Linked DNA regions of Homo sapiens: region 1 is linked to region 2. The links are chromatin loops, found by intact Hi-C in ENCODE. Cell type or tissue: PC-9. All regions are shown on one strand. Links, peaks and the distances in the headings refer to the core of each region. The heading gives the core; the rest is flanking DNA. Region 1 overlaps USP31 (ubiquitin specific peptidase 31). Region 2 holds the start of LOC124903663 (a long non-coding RNA gene).

The links. A loop is a pair of places that touch in the nucleus more often than their neighbours do. Peaks named below come from ENCODE experiments on the same cell type or tissue, not always from the same donor. Only the 100,000 strongest peaks of a DNase experiment are listed, where the experiment ranks them.
Region 1: a loop joins it to region 2, with 6 times the contacts of the local background. A loop is called at or near these places in 8 of 110 quality-filtered maps.

What each region holds. Positions count from the first base shown.
Region 1 is chr16:23,056,267-23,067,848 of GRCh38, reverse strand. It overlaps USP31 (ubiquitin specific peptidase 31), which reads left to right. Exons shown (of 16, transcript NM_020718.4): 16 at 1-6,443. Among named protein-coding and RNA genes, the nearest start is that of USP31, 87 kb to the left of the region's middle. In PC-9, for the core only: a CTCF peak has its summit at 6,925 (motif pointing right); a DNase peak (open chromatin) is centred at 6,968.
Region 2 is chr16:21,634,591-21,646,172 of GRCh38, reverse strand. All of the region lies in intron 4 of METTL9 (methyltransferase 9, His-X-His N1(pi)-histidine), which reads right to left. IGSF6 (immunoglobulin superfamily member 6) reads left to right here. Exons shown (of 6, transcript NM_005849.4): 3 at 1,777-1,883; 4 at 2,575-2,625; 5 at 3,019-3,099; 6 at 4,580-6,623. The coding sequence ends at 4,639. LOC124903663 (a long non-coding RNA gene) reads right to left here and starts at 1,777. Exons shown (of 2, transcript XR_007065025.1): 1 at 997-1,777. It also overlaps the pseudogene RNU6-1005P and the pseudogene RNU6-196P. RefSeq lists an enhancer at 448-627. In PC-9, for the core only: CTCF peaks have their summits at 5,063 and 5,262 (motif pointing right); DNase peaks (open chromatin) are centred at 5,322 and 7,302; H3K27ac peaks cover 2,621 bases.

The DNA of each region.
Region 1 (11,582 bases), core at 2,503-10,502, 1.4 Mb before region 2:
GAACCAAATAACAGCCATAGGCAAAACATTGACACCAAGCTAACTGGAATAATTGTAGACGATACCCAGGACGGTCCCTTTAGCAATTGTACATATTTCTTTCTAGAGAACTCTAATGACTTTCTTTGGATATGAGGGTTTTGAAACCTGTGAACCAGAAAAGCTACCATTAGTGCGTAGAAGGAGGAAGGAGCTGACTCGTGTTTCTTCTGAGCAGGACTTGTCCTTACTGTGGATTGTGGGTGGCACCAGGAGCTCTAAAAACTGTGACTCTAACAACGAAACAAATCGAGGGAAAAACTCTTGCTTTCTGCACTTTCGCCCCATCTACCAGTCTTTGTAAAGGGCAATATTTTAACACTAATGTTTCTCAGGTATATACTCAGCTAGTCTAGGATGGTTGCACACCAGTAAATGGATTAAAGAGGAAGGTGCCATGTGGGTGACTGTGTCATTTCTCCTACTGCCACAGATAGACATTTTCGAGGTAGAAATGAAGCCTTTCACCACCTTCCTATCTGTGGTGACATGTGCACCAAAACCTGTCTTGACTCTTGGGATAGGTCCTAGGAAGTGGCAGATTGGATAGCCAGAAAGCCAGTCACTCGTTTAATTTTTTTTCCTTCTGAAATTACTAGCTAAGGCTCTTGGAATTTTGCACTGTAGTAGAGCAGTTAACACCTTTGACAGATTCCTGGAAAAAACTTCTAGATTCTAAACTGGGTGAAAGACTGGACATCATTTTCCTTGTCAGGTGTTGCATTTTTCCGTTAGAGGTGGGAAGCTCCACGATGCCCTGTGTCTGTGGGCTCATGTTCCCTCATCTTGTAGCTTGGAGAGGAAAGAAGTTGCCTTCTGCCAAAAGCCAATGGTGGTATGTTGAAGCGTTGTGTGATCAAGTGTTACATATGCACTTCAGATCCTGTCTGTCAGTCTCTGTTAGGGCTGCCTTTCAGTAACTCATTTATTATTTCTTCTTTGTTCTTAAGATTTCATCTCATGCCCAGAACTCACAAGCAGGTTTTGGAGTGTGTTCCATCTGGCCGTGTCAGTGCAAATTGCATTTCTTACAAAGGAGAACCTCACCAAAAAAAACCTCACAGATAAGCAAAGTATATAGTTTTGCAAGCTTTTTCAAGGTCTCCTGGCAATACTTTCCTGCTCAATTTTTAGCTTTTCTTTTTTTTTTAAATGTCAAGAGAGTGAAGGTCTTGATTCTCTCTGAATAGCATTTGTCACTTTGCCAGTAAATACAGCATGCTAAGTTTATGTGCTTTTAAATATTAGCGTTTTTCGTCAGACTCTTCAAGTTCTTCTTGAACCCTTGGTGCACAGATCCATATATAACCTCCCTTTTCAGTATTGCTGTGTGTGAATTAACTACAACACATATGCATGCATAGCTGTGAATTCTGCACTACTTTTTTTTTCTTTTTTCCCCCCAAGAATATCTCTTGGGAAAAGTTTTTAGTACGTTACTTAACTTTATTTTGCTGCTAATTTGCGCATTAGCCGGTAACTTGCAAGTCTGGAGACCACTTACTGTTGAGGGTAGCTGGAATTTTAGACCCTTGGCAGTATTTAAGATTTAGACATTTAGCCTTGTGAAAGTTACCACAGTGCTCCATGTGATTCATTGACTGTGAGCCTGTTGTCCATTGCACTCAGCCCTGTACTCACTTCTTCACTCGCTGTCCTGGTTTTACTGTTCAGATTTTGGTGGGTTCTCAAAGCAGTACCACTCTCATCTGCTCAGTACATCTGCGGCAACTGGCTGCCTTCGATGCTGTCATTGCGTTCAGCCCAGCACATCACAGCCCCATCAGTGTGTAGCCACCGCTCTCGTTTTTCTGTATCGCTTTTATCTCCTGAAAAAGATGCACCAAATAAGAGATCATCTATATCAGGAATTGAATGTCTAACTCAAACCTCTCATTTTTGTTTAATAGGTAGATCTCATTTGAAGTCTCCTATCTGAATCTCTGAAACAATTATAGTTTGATTAGACAAAGGTTTTTAATAACACTTCTTTTTTGCTGTAGTCAAGCATTAATAGAAACTAGTTTAATTTTCACAGTGGTAAATATTTTTATTCTTGAGTTATCTAGGAATGGATTTTCCACGATGTCTAGTGACTTAAAAAAAAAAAGGAAAAACGTTTCTACAAATCCCTTTGGTTTTCCATGGGATCTGGAATAAAATGTCAGTGTCTATAAACTGTATGTCATGGAGTTTAGTCCTTGTTTCAGGTTTAATAGAAAAAATCAGGAAGTATCATGGCATTGTCTAGACATCATGAAGCTATTTTATTTCCATAGTTGGTAAACAGTGAAAATTTCATTATCTCCAACTACTAGGTACAACTTTAGGCCACAGGAAAGGTTATTTGGCCCGAAAGTTTGGAGGTGCTCCTTGAGGTGGGAAGTATCTTGTGGGAAAGTAGTTACTTGATTCAATTTAGTTCATTGGTAGGGTTGGGGACTTGGTGTTGGTTTCTTTCTTTCTTTTCTTTTTTTTTTTTTTTTTAATTTTCCCAGCAATATTTAGCACAATGAGCGTGTATGTGCTTTGGGGTTAAAAATTATCTGCTAGGGATGATAGGCCTGGGTTTCTCGTTGACATCTAGATGGGCCTGATTAGAGCAGTCATCTCCTGGTAGGCACAAAATAATCACCAACAGTAATGTTGTATCTGTAATGTTTGTTTGCTTTTTAAAGTTTTATTCTTGATTTCTTGTAAACATCCATTGCACTGAGGCCGTATCATTCCTTAAGACAGCCCTACATCTTGCCTTGGTAATCCCTTAGATAATGTGGAAACTCAAACCGTTAGGCTCCAGTCATCTTAGACCATTTCCCATCCGTTTTGTATTTTCTCGTCCTGAAAGCAGCTGAACTGAAAGTAAGTAATAATATGCTGGACCAGTGGGAACGGATGTGGGAGTATTTGTGGTGTGCTAAAATACTGTAATTATCTGTGAGGCTGCCTGACACGCTTTTGCAATCTTGTTTTCATCATTCATTCTGCAAACGTTTATGGAGGGCCTTCTTTGAGCACAGAGGCAAAACTGAAAGCTTCAGGGATTTGCTGTAGCTGAGGAGCCCTGGGAGCACAGCCCATCAAGCAAGGGATGTGATGGTGTCCTAAATGGAGTGACAGTTCTCCTGGGAAAAGAGATCACGTGGATTCCGGTCAAATCGGCTAAGGCTTGTGGTTCTCTTGAGCAAGTCTGTTCCTTCTGGAAACCAAAAGTGCCCTTCATCTTTAGAGACATTTTACTCTTCCATCCACCTTTTCAGACTGAGCTGTCTCTACTATTTAGGGGTTGAAAATCCATTACACAGTCACTTTACGTTAACATTGGGTCATCTTATGTTTGTATGAGACGGATGTGGGATTTGAGGGGAACATTGTCATTCCCTTAAAATAACTATCATGAAAAAAATAGCAACAGTATGTAAAGGGACCAAGAGTGGCAGCCTTTAGGGAAAATGGAGCAGAGAAGAGCTGTGAACAAAGCTCATTTATTTGAAATAAGCGTGCTTTATTTCACATAGAGGGGCATCAGACGTTACATTTCATTCGGACAAATTACTGAACAGCCGAAGTGATTGTTTCCAATGTAGGTTATTATAATTATTGGATACAAAGATTTAACTAGTGTTTCTGGGTTGGATTTTTGAAATAGTATGCAAGTCATAAGCACAGTTTCAATAAAACACGTATTCTGGAGGTGCGTGGAACTTTGTATTATTTGTAGTTGAGAAAGGCAAACTTTGCTGACAAACCAGTACCTATCACAAACGAACACAAAAAGTAGCTGTTACTGTGCAGGCTGTCTTTAACTTTCATTTCATAAAGGGTACATTATTGTTAAACTCTACTACATGGTTTGGGGAGAAATCCAGTGGTTTTATTTAAATGAACACTCTCACACTGCCTTTTGATCAACTTTCAAAGTATTTTGCAGATGCATTTTGAGCATGACCATTTTTTTCCCCAAGTAAAAACAATTGTGCGTGGCCTCCATATAACTCAGAAAGCATGCTCTTACTACCTATGCAAGCAAACAATAAAACATATAGACATGAAATGTTAAGTCTTAAAAAAAAAAGGCAACAATTATGGAGCTCTATTTTTAAATTTGTGATTTTCAAAATATGGCTTACTCATCATTGTGTAGAAGAGCATGAATGCGATTTCTTGTTTTGCTCTGCATATATTTCTCTGCTGTTTTTCTGATCATTGGCGAGATTGTAAAGTATTTTGCAAGCAGAAGTGGAATTGGATATGTTGAACACACATCATTGGTGTACATACTGTATTTAGCCTGAAGACTTTCCTAAAGTGTTTTGTTCTAAAAATAACCTGCCATTTTCTATAGATTTTAATTTTTTATATCTTCAAGGGTTCTATTTTGGTCACAAGGAAAGAATGTGGCTTCTAATAGTGCTAAGAATTAAAAGATGCTTTTATAGAGACTTAGAGCTATTTTGAAAAGCTTTGGGGCTTCCCAGCCACTGATCACAATTAGACTAAGCCCATGGAATTTCTGGGAGTGTTGTGCAGTGGATTCGGTTCTAGATCCATCTTACATTTGTTTAGTGTTTCCCAATTTTTGGGAGAAGGGGTGCACAGCAAATTTGAGAGACTTTTTTGAATCTCACACATGTATTTTCCTCAAGATTCTTTTAAGCCTCTTCTGAATGACTTGTCTGAGATAGTGAAGACCCACATTAACTAGAATCAGCTGGGGAACTTTAAAAAATACAGTGCCTGGGTCCCAGTCCCTAGCTTTTGATCTAATTCATGTAGGGGTGGGATCCAGGAATTACCATGTATTTTAAAAGCTTCTGGGTGTTTCTAATTTGCAGACAGATTGAGAACCACTATGATACGTCATCCCTTTACTGAGAATTATGGCGAGAATCACTGCCATTTGAATTACTCAGGAGTGACTGATTCCTCAGTTGTGTAGGAGAAGCAGAAAAAATAAGAATAAAAAGAATTGAGAGATACTGATATCAAACTCCCATTTGAAATACAAGGGCCCTTCTGATTCAAGGCCCAGTTGGGGAGCTTGGACCATGTTGTGAATGGCCTAGCACTCGCCAGTCTGGTGGAAATTGGTGGTCTTAGTTGCTGGAGCAGGCTGAGTGTCCCCGCGGGGTTTGCATCTGTCCCCAGAACCTTTTCCCCAGGCCCGTGGGGGAATAGGGAAGTCACTCTGAGCTAGAAATTGTCGAAGAAGAAAAGAAACAACCTTCCTAGCCTTGGAAAGCCTGTCCCTGCTTTTGATAGAATTATTGCCTTTTTGTAGGAATTACAGTAGCAAACCCCAGGCTGCCGCTGAATTTCCTACTTTTGCTCATTCTCTAGGATAGTTCTTATCCAGAATGTGGTTTCAGGAATTCTTTTTTTTAGTTTGAAAATGAATGTGAAACATTTTCTTTGGTGTCTTTTTTTTAAAAAAAAAAAACCCTTATTGCTATTTTTTCGTGTTTTTGTTTTGTTTTGTTTTTTGTTTGTTTTACCATTAAGTAATACACATCCCAGAATTTGGCACTCTGTGTTAACTGTGGAGGCAAATAAAATTTAGTTTTAATCTGTGGTGAGCTGAATGCACTACAACACCTTCGAAGTAATCTGATGGTTTCATTCTGTCGAGCCTCATGCTGCCTACAAAACACCACAATTTACCTGGTGTTTTCAACATTTTAAGGAATGAAGATACAAGTAGACATGCAAGTTGGAAATGTTTCTTTAGAAAGGCCATCCAGAATAATGATATCTGTTGCAGTCGTCCAAATGCAATATGAAATTTCCTAGGTGCTATTATAAACGGTGTGGTGTCATACCAAATGCAAAAGCAGTTACAGTATTTCCGAAGTTGGAGTTCTCTTTGTAGGCCTTTCAAATACGTGTTTGCATTCCATAGAGGTCTGCTCACCAACTGTGCCTCTCACCACTGGTTAAAATTGAATTTAAGCCTCATTGACATAAGTCGTTTCTTGATTGAACTCTTCAGTTTTTACACTGGAATTTCTGTAGTTGTCTTGAAAGCTGCATGTCACATCACTGTACACAAAGTGCTTTGGTATTACTCATGCACCGTGGATAGTGATTTCTGTGTCGTTTTCATTTTCAGTTGTACAGTAATATGGAAGGCAGGATGTCTTTCCTAGAGGCTGGAAGAAAAGTGTATCGTACATTTTAAATTTATTTTAGAACAAGTGCATGAGATGTGTCACTGATTTCTGTTATTTATTTGTATGTTTTATTATTCAAAGTGTATGCACTTTTAAGAAGCAGAATTTATATTTTTACGTTTGAAACGTTTTATTTCTGAAACAGCGTTGATTATATAGTATACAGTTGGAATTAAGAGAAAAGTGGAAAATGTAACAAAATACAATAAATTTATTACAAGATGTCCTCTTCAAGCCACATTTCTCCTTTCTCCCCCTTGCCAACTGATATCTTTTTGGTGTTGACTATAATAATAATTGTACTGCATCAGTCTTTACAAAATGCCTTAAAATTGCAGTGTTTAAAACACAAGTTACAGAAAGATGTATACATATGTTTTCTGTGTAAAAGTTTAAAACAAAAAATCACATCCATGCTTGTATAATTTTCACAATCAGGGATGGTTCTTCCCATTTCCTCCATGACGGATTAGAGACAGTTTGTCCTGGGCCATGGAACTGGACAAAAACTCACATTCTGGTTCAATCCAACAGATTTTCAACATTTCGCATTATTTTCCCCCTCTTACCAAACTTTTATGATGGGAAGAAATAGCAGTATAAAAGGGGCCATTCTTCCTGCGCTGTCTCATACCCTAGATATTTAATATTTTTGATACAAACAACATTTTTCCAGCTGTCTTTCCCACCCTTCAGGACAGAACTCCCTACTGAGGATGTCACATCACCTATGGCCACGTGGGGGCACTAAAGATCTCTTATGCATTTTAGAAGTCCAGCCTGCAGGTGGTTAGCCTCTGAGTGTGGAAATGTTTATTCAGTATGAGTTGGGGAATACGGTATCAGTGAACAGGGGTTTCTGTTTAGGGGAGTGCCACCAGCCATCATTTGTTCCCGGAAAGTGTTGAGTACAGATCAGGACAGATCTTGTTTCCCTAAAGCACAGCATTATGGTTTAGGGTTGGGGTGGGGGGAGTTGATGTTCCTGACAAGTGTGAACCACATGCCGTGCTAGGTACAGCACTTCTGAAGCTCTCTAATTTGAAATGGTAAGATTTCGCTTAGGTTCTGTTAGAGAGTTTAACCATGTAGTACGCTGATTATTCAAGAGGCTTCATTATGCCACAAAGTGTTCACATGTCATAAAATATGTAGATTTAATAGTTATGCAGATATTTAAGGATCATTTTGCCTGTCTCCTTAGGATTTGGAAGATTATCTTTCAATACTTGAATGGTCAACGTCTCTCTGAATACTTTTCGGGTCCCTGTAAATCTTCCTGAAGAAAGCAAAGGTGTGATAACACCCCTTGCCCAGAGCTGCATGTTCCTGTGTGTTAAACTGCCCCGTGGGTGATTCTAGGCCACTCTGACTCCGTGGGATGTAGCTTGAGGTCCTCCCCCACCCCAGTATCCCCTTTCTCCCAGCTGGGTTCTGTGTCATATGTTCTAATTCTGTGTACATCATCTAACATAACGTTGAACGGTTAATCACTTCGATTTACTAATACATTCACTTTCCATTGCTCTTCACTCCTTCCTGGGTTCTCCCAGATGGATGCTTCAGGTTTCCTCTCTGCGACCCTGTTCCTTTCTCAGGCTTCTCCACGAGGGTCATCTGGTAGATTTCACCTTGCTGGGTGGGTTGGGTCTACCTTCTGCAAACCCCTCTGGAATTCGGTCTTGGTTTGGTCTGGTCTTAGCTACGTTTTTCACCCTCTGCCAACACCTGCTATACACAGAGGACAGGGCTGTCCTCTCCCTTGGTGGTGCATTTTTGCATGCCATATAACCCAATGGCCTTGCACTCGTTTCTTAGAGCTTTCAGGGATTTGATATCAGTTTGACTTGCTCTTTGGATGTCTTAACAGCTCCATTTTTCTTGTGAAACGTGAGAAGATGGTGCAAATGAGACTGCAGTGCCTAGTTGGAATCAGGCCTCCCTGCCCCCGGTGGGGTCTCAGGGATCTTGCATTCCAGCACACCACCCCTGTGCCTTCCCTTTGTTTAGGAGGACTCCAGAGAGGCCCACAGTGCACAGATCCAGTTCCAGAGACACAGGGAAAAGGGTGTAATACGTCTTTCCTCTCCGAGAGTCTGGAGTGGACAGTGTGTGGGGATTGTGCACTGGGGACTGAGGATGAATGGCACCAGCCTCAGGGTTCCAAGTCCACAAAAGTTGTGGTGAGGAAGGTGCCCCTTTACTGTTTCACTCAGAATCGGAGTCCAGGTTCCTTCATTTAGTAATGTCTTCTGTGTGCCCAGCTGCTGGGGTTATGACCACACTTGGAGGGGCTCACCTGCCAGTCAGGAGGTCAGGTTGGCCAACAGATAACGTTTCAGCAAGTTTGCCACTTATTCCCTGCTCTTTCTCAAGGCATCGTCCCTAGAATGCTCTTCTCCGAGATGCCAGCCTGGCTCATTCCCTCATCTCCTCCACATCTTTACTCACATATCACCTTATTGAGGCCTTCCCTTACTACCTTTTTAGAACACTGCAACCTGCTTCACACGCTGTCCGTACTCCCTATTTTATTTTCTGCATATCACTTATCACAACTACCATAGGTCATATGTGAGCTGATGGGTGAGCTTACATGAGAGCGGGGAGGTTTGCCTGTTCTATTCACTGCTCTTTTTCTCAGCATCTAAGAGGGTGCCAAGCTTATAGCAGTTACTTAGTAAATACATACTAGCTGAATTAGTAATCTGCCTGAGTCTTTCTATCCAGAAGATGGAGGATACTGGTACTTGCATCATAGAGTGGTGAGAGTTAGATGGGAATGATGCCTATAAAGCCTTCAGCACAGTGCCTGGCACAGAGAAAGCGCTGGCTGAATGGAGCCATTTGTAATGATAACAATAGTGATGAGGAGGAGGGGCCGACCCTCCTGGGGTCAGAGGAGGGGGCAGTGGGCCATAACTCACACTTTCCAGGCAGGGGAAACTGCTTGCACTCTCTGGAAACCCTGAGTCCAGTCTTCCTGGAATGTAGGGCAGGAAGGCAAGAAGCGTTGGATGAAGGGGGCGGGAGATCCCATCTAGGGGGACCTTTTATGAACTGCTCCATTTGTCCTGTAGTAAATGAAAATCCAGGAAGAGATTTTAATTTAGGGGAGAGGAGATCCAGTTTGCACCTTCGCATGGTCACCATGACAAGATGTGTCATGAGAGAGCCGGTTCGGAGCTGGTTGCAGGAGTCTGGGTAGAGTGTGCGGAAGGGCTGACCGAAAGCAGTGCTGGGTGGCTGGAGAACAGGGAGACGCTTGGAAAGGCACCGTGCTCAGGGTCCAGGAGCAGGCTGCGGGGTTCGAATCTTGCTAGCTGGACAATCTTGGGCGGATTACTCAACAGCTCAAATTCTTCACACCTGTAAAATGTGGATAACGGTGTCTACATGATCATCACGAGGCTTAACTGGAATGCCTGGTTTATTTACATTTAATATAATCACTAATGTATTTGGTTTTTTGGTACTATCTTAACTTTCTTGGATATTTGTCCTGCTTATTTTATATTTATTCTTCTTGCTTTTCTTTGAGATGTATCAAGGATTTTTTTTAATTTTTAAAATTTTTCTTCTTAACCCACAGAACAAAGCATTTTTTTTATTCTAATTTTTCTCCTCAGTTTGTTATTTTTTTACTCTCCTTTTGTGGTTATCCTTGTAATTTCAACACGCACTTTTGATTTATAAGATTGTAAGAAAAGGGCCAGGCACGGTGGTTCAAGCCTGTAATCCCAGGATTTTGGGAGGCTGAGGCAGGTGGATCACCTGAGGTCAGGAGTTCAAGACCAGCCTGACCAACATGGTAAAGCCCCGTCTCTACTAAAAATACAAAAATTAGCCGGGTGTGGTGGCGGGCACCTGTAATCCCAGCTACTCGGGAGGCTGAGGCAGGAGAATCGCTTGAACCCAGGAGGCGGAGGTTGCAGTGAGCCGAGATCACGACACTGCGCTCCAGCCTGAGTGACAGAGCGAGACTCCGTTCTCTTCCCCATCCCCCCTTCAAAAAAAAAAGATTCTAGGAAAAATTTGTATTTGTTTACCCCTTGAAGGGCTTTATTTAGGACACTAATTCCATTTACCCATTTCCACCACTTGCTATGTTTGTCTTGCATTCTAATTCTATGCACACCATCTAACCTAACTTTATTAGTAATCCTGAGTAGTCAATATTCACTCAGATTTACTGATATATTTACTTTCCATTGCTCATCACTCCTTCAATCCAGTGTTTGATTGCTTCTGCCTGAGATCATTCTCCTTCAGCCTGAAGAACTCCCTTATTTCTTTTTAAGCCTGTGTCAGCGATACATTCTCTCAGTTTTATTTGATTGGAAATGCCTTTATTTGGTCTTCTTGAAGGGCATTTTCACTGGGAATAGAATCCTAGGTTGGAAATTACTTTCTTTCATTTTCATTCCATGGCCTTCTGCCTTTCACTGTTTATGTTCATAAGTCAGCTATCAGTCTTATTGCTGTTAATTTGAAGATATGTGTGGTTTGGGTTTTTTTGTTTTTTTGTTTTTTTTTTTTCCTGACTGCTTTGAAGATGCTTCTCTTTGGTTTCCATCAGTTTTATTAGGATGGAGTTTTTTTTTTTTTTTTATCCTTCACTTCATAAATCAGACTTGGAAACTTCTCAGGTGTTATTGCTTTAAATATTGCTTCTGACCCATTTTTTTTTTGCCCTCTTCTAAGACTCCAATTTCATGTATCTTAGACTTCCACCATGTCTCAAATATTCCTTTCACTCTTTTTTGTATTTCCTATTCTTTTTGATCCCCTTACCTCAGTCTGGATAGCTTTTACTGAATGAATCTTTTCAGTTCTATCTAATCTTGCCAGATTAAATAAAGGACATCTCATTAAAGTTGAATTTTAGATAAATTGTGAATAGTTTTTTAGTGCATGTCCAAAATTTTGAATGAACATACTTATATGAAAAATTATTTGTTGTTAATCTAAAATTCTAATTTAACTGGACATCTGCTTTTATTTGCCAGTTCTGTCCATCTTAGCTAAGTCTAATCTGCTGTTAAACCCACCTAATTGTATTCTTAATTTTGGTTATGGTGTTTTCAATTCTAGAATTTGCATTAGCTCTTCAGAGACTCTAGGTCTCTGGTTAAATTCTTCATTTGATTGTCTATTTTCTTAAACATATTAGTTATTTTAAAGGTTGGATCTGATAACACTAGTATCTAGTCACATGTGGACTTCTTTCTATTGTCTGGTTTTTTTTGTTTTGTTCTACTTCTTGTTGTGCTTTTTGATTAATGCTAGGCAGTGTGTAGGAAAAAATGTGTAGGCTCTGGCTGATGATATTTGCCTCCAGAGAGAATTCATCCTGTTTTCTGGTCGGCAGCT
Region 2 (11,582 bases), core at 1,395-9,394:
CCGAGAAAAAAAAAGGGGGAATTTCAGAGAAAAAGCTTTACATGATTCTGAAGGAAAAAAGAGAACAGCAGCAACTCCTCGCCTTGTTGGGGTCTCTTCCCTTAGGAAGGACCCTGGTATGATGAGCAGAGATTGTTAAAACATGAACTCAAAATCAACCAGCCCTTCGATTTCAAAATAGGACTCTGAGGAAGGGAGACCATCCAGTATTATAACCTGTGCTTTTAAACTACGAGGGTTCTAATGGGCTTTTGATATTCAAATGTCATTTAACCTTAGTTTATTCTCATCTGTCAGCTAAATTATAAATAAGTTAAGGCACTTAAAGCATTTTTAATAGTGCCTGGCATATAGCAAATAACAAATGTTAGCTACTGATATGAAAACACACACAGCTTTAGAGATTTGTATGTCTCACTGCATTAGCCTTCTAAAAACATGTTAGTCAAAGGGAAAAATGGCTTGTAAAAAGATGAAGGTCTCAAAGCTGCAAGGCTTATATAAAGTGAAGTGAAAGTGAAAGGCAGAATTGAAAGTGTTAAGGCAGACATGGCAACTTCCTGTCTCTTCTACAGAACTCCTATTTTCACACTGAAGCTTTTTTATTTTAGTTGTATAGATGTGGTTAATTTGTTAGTTTCACAAATAAAAATGTATGCTGCATAAACTGCATTCACAGGATAAGCATCTATGGGATTTTTCTTTCTTTTTTTTTAAGACAAGAGTCTTGCTCTGTCGCCCGGGCTGGAGTGCCGTGGCGTGATCTCAGCTCACTGCAACCAACCTCCACCTTCCGGGTTCAAGCGATTCTCCTGCCTCAACCTCCTGAGTAGCTGGGATTACAGGCATGTGCGACCACGCCCAGCTAATTTTGGTATTTTTAGTAGAGATGGGGTTTCGCCATGTTGGCCAGGCTGGTGTCAAACTCCTGATCTCAAGTGATCTGCCCACCTCGGCCTCTCAAAGTGCTGGGATTACAGGCATGAGCCATCACACTCAGTCTCATCTATGGGATATTTAGTTGGAAAGTACAGGCTATTCAGACAGTAAGTACAAATCTAATTGTATTTTGTACTCCAAATAGTCAGGTAATTGAAGACATGGCATGTTACTTAATCCCTACCCAGAGCACAAGACAATTTCTGCAAGGAGAGAGAAATTCCGAATGTGAAAATGGATTCAATAACTCTATTTCCAGAATTTTATCATAAAGAAAGAAGAGCACATTTGGCAAAAGTGCCTGTCTTTCAAGCACGCAGTGAGCACTGCGCTCCTCAATGTATGGCCTTCCCAGGTTCTTTCACAGATGGGACTCTTCAGCTATGTGTACTAGTTCCAAGGCTATAAATATCACCCTTAACAAATACATATGAAAATATCTTAACCACATAGGCAGACTCTTGATGATACTGGTAAACCGTTTCTACCAAAAGAGATTTTAGATGCCCTTGAACAAACTGTCTGGAAATGTTTATCTAACTTCAAATAATCCTTTATCTAAAAAGTGATGCTTAGCAATATGACAAATGGTTGGTTGAATTTTTTTAATGTTTAAAAACGAGTAACATTTTTGGTTTAACACATTTAAAGAACTGATGAACTGGCTTTAACTATTACATACTTGAGTACCTTTTGAGGTCTAGTTTTTATACGAATAGGCAAGCAGAGTAAGTTCACGTTTCACCTCTAAAACGCAGTGTGAAGGATACTTTACACATGTATTTGAAAGAATAGGCTTTAATAGTCAATGTGCTTCTTTCTGTTTTTGTCATTAAGAAATTAAGCTGCTCAGCAAGGAACTGCGGAGCTTCCTGACAGCTCTTGTATCACTGCTCTCTGTCTATGTGACCGGTGTGTGCGTGGCCTTCATACTCCTCTCCAAAGTAAGTCAAATCCTCTTGCATGGAATGTCCCTATATCCTTGAATATTATCAAAAGAAAAATAATTTCTATCTCTCCACAAGTTATGGGCCTCAGCAAGAGCTCCCTAATTAACATTTTCCTGTGCATCTGCAGGGAACACCACCTGCAGAAGAGGTCTTTGGAAGAAGGCATCATACATTCTCATCACTGAAATTATTAGCCAGGGGACATAGTTTGCTGTTTTCTCTTTAAAGCCCAGTAGCATGGGATTAAGAAGAGAGCCATCCACTATGCTATCTTTCTGCTGTAGGGGTGAGGTGTGGGCAGGTGGAGGGCGAGATATTACTGTTATCTACGAAAGCCTTAAGAACAGTCTTTAAGAACAAAAATGGGTTGATGAAGAAACTAAAAGCCGCCTTAAAATCTTCAAAAAGGGCTAAAGTTATTAAAAAAGAATACCTTTTGGCTATGTGTATAAGAAGGGAGATGTATACCATTGTGTTAGGATTACTATAAATCCTACAATCAACGTCAGTTTGTTCAATTAGTTTTTAATGGAGTAAAAGCATCTCAAAAATGATGTAAAAATTAAGTCTCATTGTATATCACTTAAATATTAAGTTAGTTTAATCTTATTAGGGCATGAGATATCTGCCACCATTGTTATGAGTACATAAAATGTTTCATAGACTTTCCTTCTCTTCTTGGCAGTCAAAATCCAACCCTCTAAGAAACAAAGAAATAAAAGAAGACTCACAAAAGGTACAGACCAACACTTGAAAAATATTTTTTAAATTGTGGCTGGTTGTAACGATTTCAAAACTGAAATATTTTTTAGCTTTTAAATATTTAAATGTTAAGTTTAAACAGAATATCAAGGTAACTTTCAACTGCAGACACTATTTCCTATTGTTGAGAAACTCAATGACAAAATAATCTCAAGGGGTAAACTGTGACTTAAATTGGACAGTTCTCAACCATAAATTATATTTAAAGTTCTCAAATACAAAAGAGTTAACTGTAGGCACATATGTGTTGGGGGAGGGGGTAGTTTTTGGGACCGGTGGCAATAGAGCAAGAAAAGTTCTGATGATGCGTCGTTATCATCGCTTATATTCCCAAAAGAGAATTTTTTTTTCTCATTTGTCTTTATAGAAGAAGAGTGCTCGGCGTATTTTTCAGGAAATTGCTCAAGAACTATACCATAAGAGACATGTGGAAACAAATCAGCAATCTGTAAGTGTAAAATGTCAAAAAAAAATGTAAATACAGATATAAAGCACGTTTGAAAAAACTAAGCTGCCAAGGAGCTGTCAAGAACCATGTTTTCCTTCAGAAGAGTCTGAAAGAGAACTTTCACAAGAATGTATTTTTATATAGAACCTGTTTTAATAAATACATAACAAAAGACATCTGATACAATATTAAATAGCCCCAGGCTGGCATCTTAGTGACATGGAAACTTTCAGAAACACATTAGACACGAGCAATGTTTTCAATACAGACAATGATGCTTTAAAAGGATAGATTAAAAGCTACTCTGTACAGTATCCTGCATGCAGTGGTAGGCGTTCAGTAGATACTGCAAATGTTTGTGGGTCAAATTATGAAAAAAAATTACTTGTTACTTATAAGGCAAAAATAAATTCACATTAGAAAAGATGCAGCTAATGATATTAAAAAACAAGTATTTCTCCAGTGTCTGGAGTTGAACTGAAAAGAATACATGTATATCTATAATACATCCTGAAAGTATTCCTTTAAAGTCTTATATAAACAGGTTCTTCAAACAAAATATTATCTTAATGCCAATAGAACAGATACTTTGTTTCCATGATGCATGATGAGATAGCTCAAATAAGCTAAAATGTATACAAAATAAGGTTAATTTATTTTTATTTATTTTTTAAAATTTATGGAATGCTTCACAAATTTGCATGTCATCTTTGTGTAGGGGCCATGCTAATCTTCTCTGTATCATTCCAATTTTAGTGTAAGTGCTGCCAAAGCGAGCACAAAATAAGCTGAACTGATAAACTAGTAAAGATATTTTCCTCTTAAACAGCAGCCAAGAGGGCAAATGCATCAGGAGACTGAAATAAGGCGATTTTTTTAAGTCCAACTTTTACTTTAATTGTTTTCTTTTTAAAAAAATATGGAACGCTTCACGAACTTGTGTGTCATCCTTGCCCAGGGGCCATGCTAATCTTCTCTATATTGTTCCAATTTTAGTGTATGTGCTGCCAAAGCAAGCGCTAAAAATCTAACTTTCACAAAGGATTTTTGCCAAGGAAAGAATATTGTCTAAGTAGTCGTTTCATCCTACAGTGTATATATGAATACATAAAGATAGGTGGTCTAATTACTAAGATGCCATGCTGAGTAATTACAAATCATTTTTCTTTCTGAGGCTGGGACATGTTTTCAACAACAAGGCCGAGGTATGTGGCCTGAAAGCAGTCTTAGAAGTGAGAATTGTAAAGCTCCCAGCCACGATTTTGACAGTAGCATCCAAACAAAAAAAAAAAGTATTTTTCAGTTCCCACATCCTACTCTAAATACGGATGGGGAAAACGGTAATCTGGCCTTTAAGATTACCATATGGACACTTAGGACCCAGAATCCAAGATGGCCCAGTGGTTTGCATGTTCCTTGGCAGTTGGCTTCATTGGTTACATAACCTTAAACATGGCTTTCTATTTATTTATTATTGCAGGAGAAAGATAACAACACTTATGAAAACAGAAGAGTACTTTCCAACTATGAAAGGCCATAGAAACGTTTTAATTTTCAATGAAGTCACTGAAAATCCAACTCCAGGAGCTATGGCAGTGTTAATGAACATATATCATCAGGTCTTAAAAAAAAATAAAGGTAAACTGAAAAGACAACTGGCTACAAAGAAGGATGTCAGAATGTAAGGAAACTATAACTAATAGTCATTACCAAAATACTAAAACCCAACAAAATGCAACTGAAAAATACCTTCCAAATTTGCCAAGAAAAAAAATTCTATTTTAAACTTGTATCCTGAGTCTGTTTCATTCAACATGAGATGTGTGATGACTGCCATCCTGAAGATCTGAAGCCAAACCATGTGCCTCAGTCTTGAGTGGAAGAATCACCTTTATGGTTTGTGGAAATCATGGCACAATTAAAATAAGTTGGGAGGGACAACGTGACAAAATTTGAGTTAGAGACATTCATTTTGAAAAGCACCTTAGTAAAGTTATTTCCTCTGATGTTGTAATGGGGCAGTGGGGTAACGCACATTTGCCTGCCAGGGTATGCAAAGTAACTTACATCATGCTATCAGCAAAATGAGAATAATATAGTGGCTAGAGTAAGACCATAAAAGCCAAAATACAGAAAATCCAAAGCTGAAGGTTAAACAGAGGTAACTTCAGAACAAATAAGCCACAACGGACTCTAGATGTCAGTGTTGTGCCAAATAACAGCACCAGGGAAGATGTGGGCAACACATCTACTTTACAAGCACGTTTGTAATACTGATTTTTTTTCTTTTCTTTTTTTTTTTTTTTTGAGACAGAGTCTCGTTCTGTTGCCCAGGGTGGAGTGCAGTGGTGCAATCTCGGCTCACTACAACCTCCACCTCCCGGGTTCATGCCATTCTTCTGCCTCAGTTTCCCAAGTAGCTGGGATTACAGGTACGCACCACCACGCCCGGCTAATTTTTTTTTTTTTTTTTTTTTGTATTTTTAGTAGAGACGGGGTTTCACCATGTTGGCCAGGCTGGTCTCAAACTCAAGACCTCAGATGATCTGCCTGAAATGGCCTCCCAAAGTGCTGGGATTACAGGCGTGAGCCACCGCGCACAGTCTATAATACTGATTTTTAACCAATTTAGGAGGGAAATGTCAGATAGGAGGCATGGTACAAGGATATTTATGGAATTCATTACCACTTCACTAAGAAAACATGATATAAATTGTCCTTTGAAAGCTACTTTGGTATAAAAAAATCTAAAGTGCCCATAAGTATGCATTCATTATTAGACACAAATTACAACCTTACAACCTACTATGTTTATTTCATTAAAGTGTCTCTTTTAGGCCGGGTGTGGTGGCTCACGCCTGTAATCCCAACACTTTGGGAGGCTGAGGCAGGTGAATCATGAGATCAGGAGTTCGAGACCAGCCTGAACAACATGATGAAACCCGTCTCTACTAAAAATACAAAAAAATTTAGCGGGGTTTGGTGGCACACACCTGTAATCCCAGCTATTTGGGAGGCTGAGGCAGGAGATCACTTGAACCCAGGATGCGGAGGTTGCAGTGAGCTGAGATCACGCCACTGCACCCCAGCCTAGGTGACAGAGCAAGACTGTCTCAAAAATAAATAAATAAATAAATAAATAAATAAAATAAAGTGTTTCTTTTAAACTGGTATTGCCTAAGGTGTATTCTTTATAAAACTTAGAATTGTTAAATATTTTAAGATTCCTTTGAAAGTGTTTTTGCATTGATGGTTTAAATCAGTGATATCAAACTTTCCTGATCCTATGTGCCCAGAAAAATGGGCAGGGGAAAGGAGGCAGCATGGAACCTCATTTTTTTGTGTGTATCTGTGTGTACACGTGAGTGCACATGTGTATATGTGTGGGGCCACATGTGTTTTGTATACGGTATATGCATGAAAATGTACCTTTGTACCTTATACACAAAAACAAATTAAACAATGGCATAAGCAGCAATATAAATAAAAAATGCTAATACTTTCCTGCCATATTCCAAAATAAACTGTCTTGTGTACTCTGCAGTGTGTACTTCCCCACTCTGAGACCACTAGCTCAGGTAAAGTAATGAGCTTCTAAGCCAGACTGCAAAAAAGGGCAAGCACTAATACCATCGAAATGAACAGAAGTGTTGAATTCGATCATTTGCTTTTCATTTCTGGGAGTCATTACATTTTGGTACTGAATTCCAGGACTGAAAATACACTGTTCATTGTCTAACCAGGAGACAAAATCCCTCAGATAAACTAGTATTTGACTCACAATATGCCTTTCCCATGTAAGCAAGGACCGTGTTTCAAAGATTGATTTTGAAGCTGAAATACGGAATATACTTTCGCAAAGAGTTCCATTCCTCTAGGTCTTATATAAGAATATCTGGTGTATACACAGTATTCATTCATTTATTCATCTATCTCACCAAAAGTATATATTTTCAAACTTCAAAATAAGTTTTATTTGGGAAGAGTTTCTTATTTTGTTAAAGCTACAAGCAAGTTTCTTTCCCAATTACACTTCTAGAGATCTTAGCAGTTTCAGAGATTTCAGTGTTCAAAAGTATATTTCAAAATTAACAACAAAACCAAACCCACACCAAAAGGAAATAGCTTTGAGATTAGTTTGGGATGTACAGTCATTGATTTCAGGCGCCAACACTATTTACTGAGTGCTACACTATACAATCAAAGGCCTCTTTTGCAAACTATCCTCGGGTCATACTGAACTTGCTCCACCCCCACACAAACCTTACTCACACCTTCATGCTTTTGCACATGCTGTTCCCCTCAGCCTGGTAAAATGCTTCAGACTACAAACACAGCTCACCTCAACATGAAACCTTCCCTAACTCACCCACAGGCTAACAGATCTATTCGTCTCTAATTCTTCAGTACTTAGTTTGACATATTTCTTACCACAATTTCCTGCCATTATCTGTTTCTATCTATATTGTGTACTATTCTGTGTTTTAAGAGCAAAAGCGTGATTCTCATTTATCTTTATATTTCCACTTGGTACACAGTAGGCCCTCAAATGCCTTCTATAAATGCAATTGAACAATGTTTCTATAGAAAAATGTTCCTTCAGCATTTAAATTGAGATATGTAGCATACTTCAGTCCCTCACCATGAAGCTTCACCCCTTTCCATAAAGACCATTCAACAAACCCCAACAGTACTAATTGTCCTGCTATCTGAGCATCCAGAAAAGAATTAAACTGCAACTTTTTCTTTCTTCTTGAGATGGAGTTTTGCTCTTGACGCTCAGGCTGGAGTACAATGGCGTGATCTCGGCTCACTGCAACCTCTGCCTCCAGGGTTCAAGTGATTCTCCTGCCTCAGCCTCCTGAGTAGCTGGGATTATAGGCATCTGCCACCATGCCTGGCTAATTTTTGTATTTTTAGTAGAGATGGGGTTTCACTCTGTTGGCCAGGCTGGTCTCAAACTCCTGACCTCAGGTGATCTGCCCACCTTGGCCTCCCAAAATGCTAGGATTACAGGCATAAGCCACCGCACCCAGCCTAAGCTGTAACTTTCTGTTTAGATTTGGGTTTCCTATGACAATTAAAAAAGAATTAATACTGAAACAACTTGTTTTACTTCGAGCTGCAAAAACAAATTACCATAGACTGAGTGGCTTATTGAGAGGTGACAATGTGCTAGCAGCCCTCGCTCGCTCTCAGCGCCTCCTCGGCCTCGGTGTCCGCTCTGACCGCACTCAAGGAGCACTTCAGCCCGCCGCTGTGCTGTGGGGACCCCTCTCTGTGGCTGGCCGAGGCCGGACTGGCTCTCTGCTCGCGGGGAAGTGTGGAGGGAGAGGCACGGGCAGGAGCCGGGCTGCGCGCAGCGCACGCGGGCCAGCACAGGTTCCGGGTGTGTACGGGCTCAGCAGGCCCAGCACTCGGTGCCACTGGCTGGTGCCTGCTGGGCTTAATCAGGGGACAAGCTCCCTCTGGGCTGCTGGAGTGCCCAGGCTAGGTGCCACAAAGTCCCGCAGCCAGTGCCATTGAGAGGTGAAGCTGGCTGGGCTTCTGAGTCGGGTGGGGACCTGGAGAACTTTTCTGTCTAGCTAAAGGTTTGTAAATGCACCAATCAGCACTCTGTGTCTACTTAAAGGTTTGTAAACGCACCAATCAGTGCTCTGTGTCTAGCTAATGGTTTATAAATACACCAATCAGCGCTCTGTGTCTAGCTAGCCGGGTAGCAGACTTGGAGAACTTGTGTCTAGCTAAAGGATTCTAAACGCACCAATCAGCACTCTGTGTCTAGCTAAAGGTTTGTAAACACACAAATCAGCGCTCTGTCAAAACGGACGAATCAGTGCTCTGTAAAATGGACCAATCAGCTCTCTGTAAAATGGACCAATCAGCAGGATGTTGGTGGGGCCAGATAAGGGAATAAAAGCAGGCCAACAGAGCCAGCAGCAGCAACCCGCTCGGGTCCCCTTCCATACTGTGGAAGCTTTGTTTTTTCACTCTTCGCAATAAATCTTGCTGCTGCTCACTCTTTGGGTCCGTGCCACCTTTAAGAGCTGTAATACTCACTGCAAAGGTCTGCAGCTTCACTCCTGAAGTCAGCGAGACCAAGAACCCACCAATTCCAGACACATTTTGGCGACCCAGATGGGACTATCACCTATCGCCAAGTGGTGAGACTATCGCCTATCGCCAAGCGGTAAGTACCATCGGACCCTTTTCACTTGCTATTCTGTCCTATTTTTCCTTAGAGTTCGGGGGCTAAATACTGGGCACCTGTCAGCCAGTTAAAAGTGATTAGCGCAGCCACCGGGCTAAAGACATGGGTGTCAGGCTTTCTGGGAAAGGGCTAACAACCCCCGACTCTTCAGAGTTGGGAGCGGTGGTTGGCCTGGAACCAGCTTCCGCCTTTCCAGTACTTCTGGGCTGAACCGAGGGTCGACAGAGAGGAAAGCCATTCAGCTCCGGGGTCCCAACAAGAAGTTGGTTGACCCTGCGGCCATGAGCAGAACTCTCAATGTCGCCCAAGCGAGACTAGCCCATCTATTCTATCTACCCTGACCCTTGCCTCCTGGGTCCTAACGCCTGTCAGACAAACTTCCTCTCACCTCTTGGAGTCTCTGAGGCTAGTCCCACTTCTCAAAATCACTCCCTGTCTCTGGTGCTTTTCCAGTTTCTCCTATGAGGATGATTTCTAGTATAAACTCCAGGAGTCTACTCCCTTCTTTAGGCACCTGGGCTCACCAATCAGAAAGACATAATTTTTGCCCAAAGCCCCGTCATAGGGGGAACTCTGGAATTTTAGGATCCCTCCTTAGAAAAGCAGGCCTAACAAATGCTATTCCTGAAGCTAGGATATGGGGAGCCTCAGAAATTGTATCCTTCCTATTCATATAAGTGAGGACAAAAGGTGTCACTCTTCCAACCCTGGAGATCCCTTCCCTCCCTCAGGGTATGGCCCTCCACTTCATTTTTGAGGCACAACATCTTTATAGGACACAGGTAAGGTCCCAATACTAACAGGAGAATGCTTAGGACTCTAACAGGTTTTTGAGAATGCATCAGTAAAGGCCACTAAATCCAATTTTTCTCAGTCTTTGTGGTCTACGAGGACAGGCAAGGGTGCAGGTTTTCGAGAATGCGTCAGTAAGGGCCACTAAATCCGGCCTTCCTCAGTCCTCCTTGTGGTCTGGGAGGAAAACTACCGTTTCTGCTGCTGCTTCGGTGAGCGCAACTATTCCAATTAGCAGGGTCCGGGGACTGCTGCAGGTTCTTGGGCAGGGGGAGAAACAAAACAAACCAAAAACACAGGCGGTTTTGTCTTTCAGATGGGAAACAGGCATCAACAGGCTCACCCTTGAAATGCATCCTAAGCCACTGGGACCAATTTGACCCACAAACCCTGAAAAAGAAGCGGCTCATTTTTTTCTGCACTATGGCCTAGCCCCAATATTCTCTCTCTGATGGGGAAAAATGGCCACCTGAGGGAAGTAGAAATTACAATACTATCCTGCAGCTTGACCTTTTCTGTAAGAAGGAAGGCAAATGGAGTGAAATACCTTATGTCCAAGCTTTCTTTTCATTGAAGGAGAATACACGAGAATACACAACTATACAGAGCTTGCAATTTACATCCCACAGGAGGACCGCTCAGCTTACCCCCCATATCCTAGCCTCCCTATAGCTCCCCCTCCTATTAATGATAATCCTCCTCTAATCTCCCCTGCCCAGAAGGAAATAAGCAAAGAAATCTCCAAAGGACCACAAACCTCCCCAGGCTATCGGTTATGTTCCCTTCAAGCTGTAGGGGGAGGGGAATTTGGCCCAACCTGAGTACATGTCCCCTTCTCCCTCTCTGATTTAAAGCAGATCAAGGCAGACCTGGGGAAGTTTTCAGATGATCATGATAGGTACACAGATGTCCTACAGGGTCTAGGGCAAACCTTCAACCTCGCTTGGAGAGATGTCATGCTACTGTTAGATCAAACCCTGGCCTTTAATGAAAAGAATACGGCTTTAGCTGCAGCCCGAGAGTTTGGAGATACCTGGTATCCTAGTCAAGTAAATGACAGCCGAAGAAAGGGATAAATTCCCTACTGGTCAGCCAGCCGTCCCCAGTACAGATCCCCACTGGGACCTTGATGCAGATCATGGGGACTGGAGTCGTAAACATCTGTTGACCTGTGTTCTAGAAGGACTAAGGAGAATTAGGAAAAAGCCCATGAATTATTCAATGCTGTCCACCGTAACTCAGGGAAAGGAAGAAAATCCTTCTGCCTTCCTTGAGCAGCTACAGGAGGCCTTAAGAAAATATACTCCCGTCGCCCAAATCACTCAAGGGTCAATTGATCCTAAAAGGTAAGTTTATTACCCAATCGGCTGCAGATATCAGGAGAAAGCTCCAAAAGCAAGCCCTGGGCCCTGAACAAAATCTGGAGGCATTATTAACCTGGCAACCTCGGTGTTCTATAATAGGGACAGGCCCAAAAGGA